Linked DNA regions of Homo sapiens: region 1 is linked to region 2. A link is a loop called in an ENCODE intact Hi-C map of the cell type or tissue named here. Cell type or tissue: transverse colon. All regions are shown on one strand. Links, peaks and the distances in the headings refer to the core of each region. The heading gives the core; the rest is flanking DNA. Region 1 has its middle 45 kb from the start of TTC39A-AS1. Region 2 has its middle 12 kb from the start of RAB3B.

Region 1 (4,397 bases), core at 232-4,231, 720 kb before region 2:
TGTGGCACTAGCGCCCCCGATTCAGTCATCCGTCAGGCCAAATCCACCACTGCCTTCGCACAGTAGAAGTAAGCCAATAAATTTACCTGAATATGGTATACTCGGGGCCATACTAGGCTATTTATTTACATGCTTGCTCTTTATCCTCAACAACCCTTGTAAAGCAGTTGGCATTAAACCCCATTTTGCCTAAGAGTAAACTGATTCTCTAAATAGGGTGAAGTAGTTTGATTAAGTTGAATATACTGTGCTTTTATCCACTACCCCATGTAATTAATCGAACTTAAAAGTTGAGTAGGCCGGGCGTGGTGGCTCAGGCCTGTAATCCCAGCACTCTGAGAGGCTGAGGTGGGAAGATCACCTGAGGTTGGGAGTTTGAGATCAGCCTGACCGACATGGAGAAACCCCGTCTCTGCTAAAAATACAAAAGTAGCCGGGGGTGGTGGCACATGCCTATAATCCCAGCTACTCGGGAGGCTGAGGCAGGAAAATCACCTGAACCCTGGAGGCAGAGAGGTTGCGGTGAGCCGAGATCACGGCATTGCACTCCAGCCTGGGCAACAAGAGCGAAACTCAGTCTCAAAAAAAAAAAAAAAAAAAAAAACAAAGGCTGGATATTTTTAGTAAACCAGGCTTTCTCATACTGTGAATTTGCTCACAACCTCTTTTCCAGAGAACTGTAGGAAGTCATCTCAGTACCAGGAGGACAAAGCTGTGGCCCGTGGGCCACTTTGACCCACAAATGTGATGTGCTTAGCCAAGCACTCATAAGTGCTTAAACTATAAAACAGTTTTTAGTGCCTTTGGCATCATATGCTTCCCAGTTTGCCAGTGATCCTCTTTCTTATTGTCTTATACCAAGCCCCTTCTAGCACATGACTTGCTATGCATCAAGCCTCAGTGCAGGCTTCACTTCCCATCTCTGGAGTAGTTGACTGGAACTCTACCTGAGTGGGGATTGGATCATGCCTTTTCCTCCATCATCCCTCGATGATTTTCTGAGCAAATACTGTTGTTTAAGGATTGCTTTTCTTTTGGCTTTTTGCAAGTTAGGCCCTCTCCCTACTTCATGATGCCAAGTGCCAAAGGGAGCCATGCCACAAAGACATGCTCCATGTGTTTGCAGCCAAGCATCTCCAGCGGTTGAGCTATTAGTCAGTACTTCTTCCATTTTCACAGTGGCCCAAGAGTCAGTATAAGCTGGGTCTAACTTTACACAGGATTTTACAGCTTGACCAACAGTGTAGCAAAGTACAGGCTTTAGAGTTCAGCAGCCTGTCTTCAAATCTTACTGCTGCATAATCGTTGTGTGATCTTAGGCAACTTATTTACCTGTGCCTCAGTTTTGCCATCTGCAAAATGACAATGGCCCCACTTCATAGGATTATGTAAATATTATGAGGATTAAATAAATGTAAAGTACTTAGAATAGCAACTGGCACATAATGAGTATTTAATAAATACTAGCTTTTATTCTTTTCCCCAGAGCATATTGGTGTCTGATGTTCTGGAGTGTTTAATGTGGAGGAAGAAAAACAAACCTGATCTAGTCATTTGTGAGACATTAGCTGTGATGTCTCTGATTAAACATCCACTTTTTTTTCTTTTTTAGACAGAGTCTCGCTCTGTCACCCAGGCTGGAGTGCAGAGGCGCGATCTCGGCTCACTGCAAGCTCCACCAACCGGGTTCAAGCAATTCTGCCTCAGCCTCCTGAGTAGCAGGGACTACAGGTGCCTGCCACCACGCCCACTTAATTTTTGTATTTGTAGTAGAGACCGAGTTTCACCATGTTGGCCAGGATGGTCTCAATCTCCTGACCTTGTGATCCACCTGCCTCGGCGTCCCAAAGTGCTGGGATTACAGGCGTGAACCACCACGCCCAGCCAAACATGAACTTTTAACAGTCCATAGAGACCTTCAATAGTTCATTCTATGTCTTCCCAAAGGGCTCTATTCTTATTTTGTCACTTAACAGTTGACTTTATACAGTGGAAGCAGTCATAGATTACTCATTTAGAGATGGAGTTTTCGAGTCCCCAAATGAGGTTTCTTGTTTGTGGACCTAGCCTATTAATCAGTAATGAACTTTGCACTGGAATTCAAAGGAGCCGTGCTAACCCGAGCAGAAGGCACTTTCCGACCTTGGAAGGCTGCATCTGAGGGTGGGCGTGAGAAGTTCCCATTTGCTGCTTGGATTGCAGAATCCAGACACCTCTCATTTATTACTGAATTAGTGTGATGATGCTGAGGATGTTGAGAAGGCACTGTTAGGCTTTAAATTTGAAGTAAACAAGGAAAAGACTGTTGACTCCCATCATCTTAGAAGAAATGATCTTGGGAGTAACTCCAGAGGAAAGGGTCTGGATTTGATTCCTTGAATGGTTCTAGTACTCAGCACACTGGGGCTTTCTTAAAACCTCTTGGTGCCATTCTTCACTTGGGAATCTCCCACCTGGACCTCAGCCAAATCTTGAGTTGGTGTTGGCCTTTTAGGATCCTGGCTTTGATGTCAGGTTGTGGCTTTCTGCTGTGAATGATAACTGTCTTGGAAACACTCCCATTCTGGCTCAAGAGATAAGGAATAGGGCAACCTGCCAACCCATGGGAGAGCTGAGGGCCCAGCACACTGCTAGAAGCCACTCTGCCATTCTGAGGGCCTGTGATCAGTGAGAGGCTGAGGTAGACTTTCTGTTGCCAAGGACCTGTTCAGATCATGTTACATCATTGCTACTTCCCTAACAACTGAATTCATCTTGGGGCACAGGATTTAGACTTTCTCTAAATGAGGATTACTTGCTCTCTGGGTGTTCTGGCTACTGTAGAGCCCCTAAGAAGTCTATTATTTCTGGTTGAATTGCTTAGGGACACAAGGCTTTGGCAGAAAGGTAGGGAAGTGTATCTGTTGCCTCATTTTGCAGATGAAAACCCATAAAGAAACTGTAGAAGGCAGGAAAGAGCCTTAATCTTGTCCAAATTGCTCATTTTTAGAGGATCTGTGACTTTCCCAAGGTTACTTTGAAAATCAGTAGCAAAGTCAGGACTGGAATTCAGGTCTCCTTATTTCCAGGCTCAAACCTTCCACCTGATCTGTGGCCTCTCCATGGCAGATGTGCTGGGAAGGTCTGCACTATTAGAGAAGCAGTGACCACAGATGACTCAAATAAGACATTGAGAGCCTATGACAGAATTTTCACTTTCTTGAAAACGCCCTTGCATAAGGATGTGGTGATGTTAGAAACCCAGTGTTTTCATTGTCCTTCACATATGTATGTATATGTATATATTTGATAGATTATCTCAGAATTTGCAGGTGGGGTACAGGAGGCAAAACCCACTGATTTATCTTATCAGGGCAGCAGAGGTAAAAGTGACATAGGATTAATTAACAAAGCCCAGGAGGAAATAAACAGCAAATGTTGACGAGGAAATCATCTTGACCAAATTTTAAAATGAAAGCACCCGTGGCCGGGCGTGGTGGCTCATGCCTGTAATCCCAGCACTTTGGAAGGCCAAGGCAGGTGGATCACGAGGTCAGGAGATCGAGACCATCCTGGCCAACATGGTGAAACCCCATCTCTACTAAAAATACAAAAATTAGCTGGGCATGGTGGCGCATGCCTGTAATCCCAGCTACTCAGGAGGCTGAGGCAGGAGAATTGCTTGAACCCGGGAGGCAGAGGTTGCAGTGAGCTGAGATCGCGCCACTGCACTCCAGCCTGGTGACATAGCGAGACTGTCTCAAAAAAAAAAAAAAAAAAAAAAGCACCCGAAATGAGTTTTTTTGTAAACTGCAATTTTCCAAAGTATGTGTTTGGTGTCCTGTGAGTAGTGCTGCTTTGATACAGCAGCAGGCAACATTCCAACATGTGGGGAAGCCATGGAGGCCTGTCCTCCTGCAGCCTGTCTCTACCCGCTCACCCTGTCCTGTCCAGGAGCCTAGAAACAGGTTGGTCTCCCAGCATCCAGGCTTTGGAGAAGAGATAGCTTGCAAAGGGATTACTCTCTATGGAGGACATTCTTTTGTTTCATTCTAATAATATGAGAGATTTTTTTTTCATAGCATTTCTACTCTGACAATACTCATTGGAAAAGATAATCTTGGGTGAGGGTTTTTTTGCTTTTTTTCCTAATAATATATTTTGCCTAAAACCCATTACTTCATTCGATGTCACCCATAGGAGGCTGGTCAACTGGATCTTTTTTTTTTTTTTTTGAGATGGAGTCTCCCTCTGTCGCCAGGCTGGAGTACAATGACACGATCTCAGCTCACTGCAACCTCTGCCTACTGGGTTCAAGCGATTCTCCTGCCCAAGTAGCTGGGACTACAGGCATGCGCCACCACGCCCAGCTAATTTTTTAATTTTTAGTAGAGACGAGGTTTCACCATATTGGTCAG
Region 2 (4,397 bases), core at 169-4,168:
AATCAAGGTTTTAATGAGGAGCCAGAGGAACCTCAAATCAACCCTCCACCAAACCAACATGGGGCCCCCTCTATAGCCCTAATCTGCTCACTTCCAAGGATGGGGAGACCACCTTCTCTAGGGCAGACCACCTTGCCTTGGGATAACCCTTATTGTTAGTAAAGTCCTCTGCTAAAATCTGCCTGTTTGTAGCTTCCACCCTCTGGTCCTAGTTCTTCATCATTATATTATTCGTTCATTCATTGCACAAAGATGTGTTGATCACTTAGTATGTGCCAAGCATTGTACTAAGCACAGAGTACACAAACGTGAACTAAACAGGCAGAACCTCTGCTCAGACAGAAATTAGGAATCTGCAGAGAAGAGACAAACAATAAGTACACAAATTATCTATGATAATTTCAGATGGTGATAACCATATTTAAGGAAATATGCCGAAGAGATGATTATCTTAGGATGATTAAACAGGGACAGCCTCTCTGAGGAAGTGACATTTTAGTTGAGACCTGATGGATGAAAAAGAATCAATCCATTTTAGAGATGATTTAGGAAATTAAGATGCAGAGAGAACAAGTGGTTTTCCCAGGGCAAGACAACGGGTAAACAACTAACTAGAACCTTCCCCCCTTGGCTGGGCACAGTGGCTCATGCCTGTAATCCCAGCATTTTGGGAGGCCGAGGTGGGAGGATCTCTTGAGCTCACGAGTTCGAGACCAGCCAGAACAACATGGTGAAACCTCATCTCTATTAAAAATACAAAAATTAGCCTGGCATGGTGGCGTGCATCTGTAGTCCCAGCTACGTGGGAGGCTGAGGCACGAGAATCACTTGAACCCAAGAGACAGAGGTTGCAGTGAGCCTAGATTGTGCCACTGCACTCCAGCCTGGGTGACAGAGCTAGACTCCATCTTAAAAAAAAAAATTGTGCTCACCCTAGGCACAAAGTTCTTCCTTGGTCTCACATCATCCACCACTGACCAGACCCCTTTCTGGATGACCTCTGTTAAATGAGGGAATTGAATTAAAATAAGTATAATCGTCGGGGTGCGGTGGCTTCCATCTGTAATCCCAGCACTTTGGGAGGTCAAAGTGGGCAGATTGCTTGAATCCAGGAGTTCAAGACCAGTCTGGGCAACATGACGAAACCCCATGTTGACTAAAAATAAAAAAAATTAGCCAGGCTTGGTGGCACGTACCTAGAGTCCCAACTACTCAGGAGGCTGAGGTGGGAGGTTAACTTGAGCCCAGGAGGTCGAGACTGCAGTGAGCCCTGATTGTGCCACTTCACTGCAGCCTGGGCAACAGAGTGAGACCCTATCTCAAATACATAAATACATTAAATTAATTAATTAATATAATATAATAAACTTAAGTTTTGGAAACAGGCAGTTCTGGGTTCAAATCCAACTTTTACCATTCACTAATTATGTGATTGAATTTCTCTAGACCATAGGTTGCTTATCTGTAAAATGAGGATAAGGATTATTTCACTGGCTCATTGAGAGTTAAATTAAAGATGATAATGTATGTAAAATAGGTGGTGCATACTAGACTATTGAATAACATCAGCTACTTTCAGCATGATAACTAAGTACATTATGCTTGCCAATGAGTCCACCTTCAAATATGTGTCCAGGGAATGAAGAACGGTTACCAATGGCTTAGTATCTATAAAACAAGTCAGAGTAGGCCGGGTGCGGTGGCTCATGCCTGTAATCCCTGTGATTTGGAGGCCGAGGCAGGGGGATTGCTTGAGCCCAGGAGTTTGAGACCATCCTGGGCAACATAGCGAAACCCCATCTCTACAAAATACAAAAGTCAGCTGGGTGTGGTGACCTACAGGTGCACCTGTAGTCCCAGCTGTTTAGAAGGCTGAGGTGGGAGGATCACCTGAGCCCAGGGAGGTTGAGGAGTGATTGCACCATTGCACTCCAGCCTGGGTGACAGAGTGAGACCCTCTGTTTCTCAGAAAAACAAAAATAAGACAGATGCCTTTCTAATTTTGGAAGAATGTCTCCTATTTGTCTTTCCTGGAGGGCTTGCTAAGTAAGGGAGGCTGTTAGGCAAGCCTGTGACCTTCGGCAAAGGTAAGTCTCATACTCCCTCTTGTGTCCGAAATTGGAACTGTACTCTCTCTGGACTGACCAGTAACCATGGTGCTGAAATCAACCTGGTTATATGGGCTGAATGGCAGGGAACTAGTGTTTGTTAAGCACCTGCTATATTCCGGGAACCTTCTGAGGTAACTTCCATATATTATCTCATGTCTCATCAACCATTCAACAGAAGAGAAAACTGAAACTCAGCAAGGTTAAATGACTTCTCCAGGTATTCGTGGATAATAAAGTACAAAACAGATCTAAATGGAAAAACTGGAAAAAAGTCAGTGATATTGATTGTACTACAGGATAAAATCCAACCTCCTTAGCAAATATGATTAAATTCTTTTATCTTCAACTTTATTTTCAACCAACTAATCCCCTTGGTCCTTGTGCTCTGGCCACACGGAATGACTTAGAGTTCTCAGAAATTGCTTTAAATCTCAGCATTTTTGCCCAAGCCTTTGTCTCTTTCTTAGGTGACTTCCTCAATACCCCTTCCTAATCTAGAAAATTCCTTCCTACACATCCTGTCATCCCATCCAACTTACTTGGAGATAATTTAATCACCCCTTCCTTTGTACTACTTTTGGACCTCAGACATTATATATATACATATATATTCAATAAATACTTGTGGGATGGCTATATATATTTATATATATATATATACATACACCACATGTATATAATACACACACACACACACACACCAGGTCCTATACACTAGGTTTTGTTTTTTCTTTCTTTCTTTTACAATATCCTTTTTTTTTTTTTAAGACAGAGTTTTGCTTTGTCACCCAGGCTGGAGTGCAGTGGCAAGACCTTGGCAGCCGGGCATGGTGGCTCACGCCTGTAATCCCAGCACTTTGGGAGTCTGAGGCGGGTGGATCATGAGGCCAGGAGATCGAGACCATCCTGGCTAACATGGTGAAACCCCATCTCTACTAAAAATACAAAAAAAATTAGCCAGGCGTGGTGGCGGGTGCCTGTAGTCCCAGCTACTCAGGAAGCTGAGGCAGGAGAATGGCGTGAACCTGGGAGGTGGATCTTGCAGTGAGCTGAGATCACGCCACTGCACTCCAGCCTGGGTGACTGAGCAAGACTCTGTCTCAAAAAAAAAAAAAAAGACCTTGGCTCACTGCAACCCCTCTGCCTCCAGCGTTCAAGTGATTCTCCTGCCTCAGCCTCCCAAGTAGCTGGGGTTATAGGTGCACACTGCCATGCCGAGCTAATTTTTGTATTTTTAGTAGAGACGGGGTTTCACCATGTTGGCCAGGCTGGTATCGAACTCCTGACCTCAGGTGATCCACCCGCCTCAGCTTCCCAAAGTGCTAGGATTACAGGTGTGAACCACCGAGCCTGGCCTCTTTCACAATATCTTCATGACATTCAATATACTAGGTTTTGAAGGCATATCAGTGAACAAGAAGACAGATAAAAGCGCCATCCCGATGGTGGATCTTACACTGAAAGTGTCTAGGCAACAAATGCTGATGGTTTAGACCATGGTAGTAATGATGGGGGTGAAAAGGAGTGAATTCATTTGCTAGGGCTGCCATAACTAAGTAACACAGACAGGGTAGCTTAAACAACAAAAATTTGTTTTCTAAGTCTGGAGGCTAGAAGTCTGAGAACATGATTGGTTTCTTCTGAGGCCTCTCTCCTTGGCTTGTAGATGGCCTACTTCTCCCTGTGTCTTCCAGTGGTCTTCCCTCCGTGTTCAACTATGTCCCAACCTCCTCTTCTGATAAGGATGCTTGTGCTATTGCATTAGGGCCCACCTATATGACTTCATTTTAACGTCATTACCTCTTTAAAGACCTCATCTCCAAATGCAGTCACATTCTGAAGTACTTGGATTAGGACTTTAAAATATGAATGGGGTGGCTGGGCATGGTGGCTATGCCTGTAATCCTAGCGTTTTGGGAGGCTGAGGTGGGTGGATCATCTGAGATCAGAAGTTCAAGACCAGCCTGGCCAACATGGTGAAACCCCATTTCTAATAAAAATACAAAAATTAGCTGGGCGTGGTGGCATGCACCTGTACTCCCAGCTACTCAGGAGGCTGAGGCATGAGAATTGCTTGAACCCGGGAGGCGGAGGTTGCAGTGAGCCAAGATTGCGCCACTGCACTCCAGCCTGGCCAACAGAGCGAGACTCTGTCTCAAAAAAATAATAATAATAAAATACGAATGGGGAATGGACACCATGTATAACAAGGAGTGATTTTTTTTTTTTTTTGAGATAGATTTTTGCTCTGTCACCCAGGCCAGAGTGCAATGGCGTTATCTCGGC

What was found. A loop is a pair of places that touch in the nucleus more often than their neighbours do. Peaks named below come from ENCODE experiments on the same cell type or tissue, not always from the same donor. Only the 100,000 strongest peaks of a DNase experiment are listed, where the experiment ranks them.
Region 1: it touches region 2 in a loop (15-fold over the local background); 1 of 110 quality-filtered maps calls a loop at or near these places.

Annotation. Positions count from the first base shown.
Region 1 is chr1:51,282,098-51,286,494 of GRCh38, forward strand. No RefSeq gene overlaps it. Among named protein-coding and RNA genes, the nearest start is that of TTC39A-AS1, 45 kb to the right of the region's middle. In transverse colon, for the core only: no CTCF peak of the experiment used is centred there; a DNase peak (open chromatin) is centred at 2,584.
Region 2 is chr1:52,000,371-52,004,767 of GRCh38, forward strand. No RefSeq gene overlaps it. Among named protein-coding and RNA genes, the nearest start is that of RAB3B, 12 kb to the left of the region's middle. RefSeq lists an enhancer at 4,389-4,397. In transverse colon, for the core only: a CTCF peak has its summit at 2,113; a DNase peak (open chromatin) is centred at 2,091; H3K27me3 peaks cover 690 bases.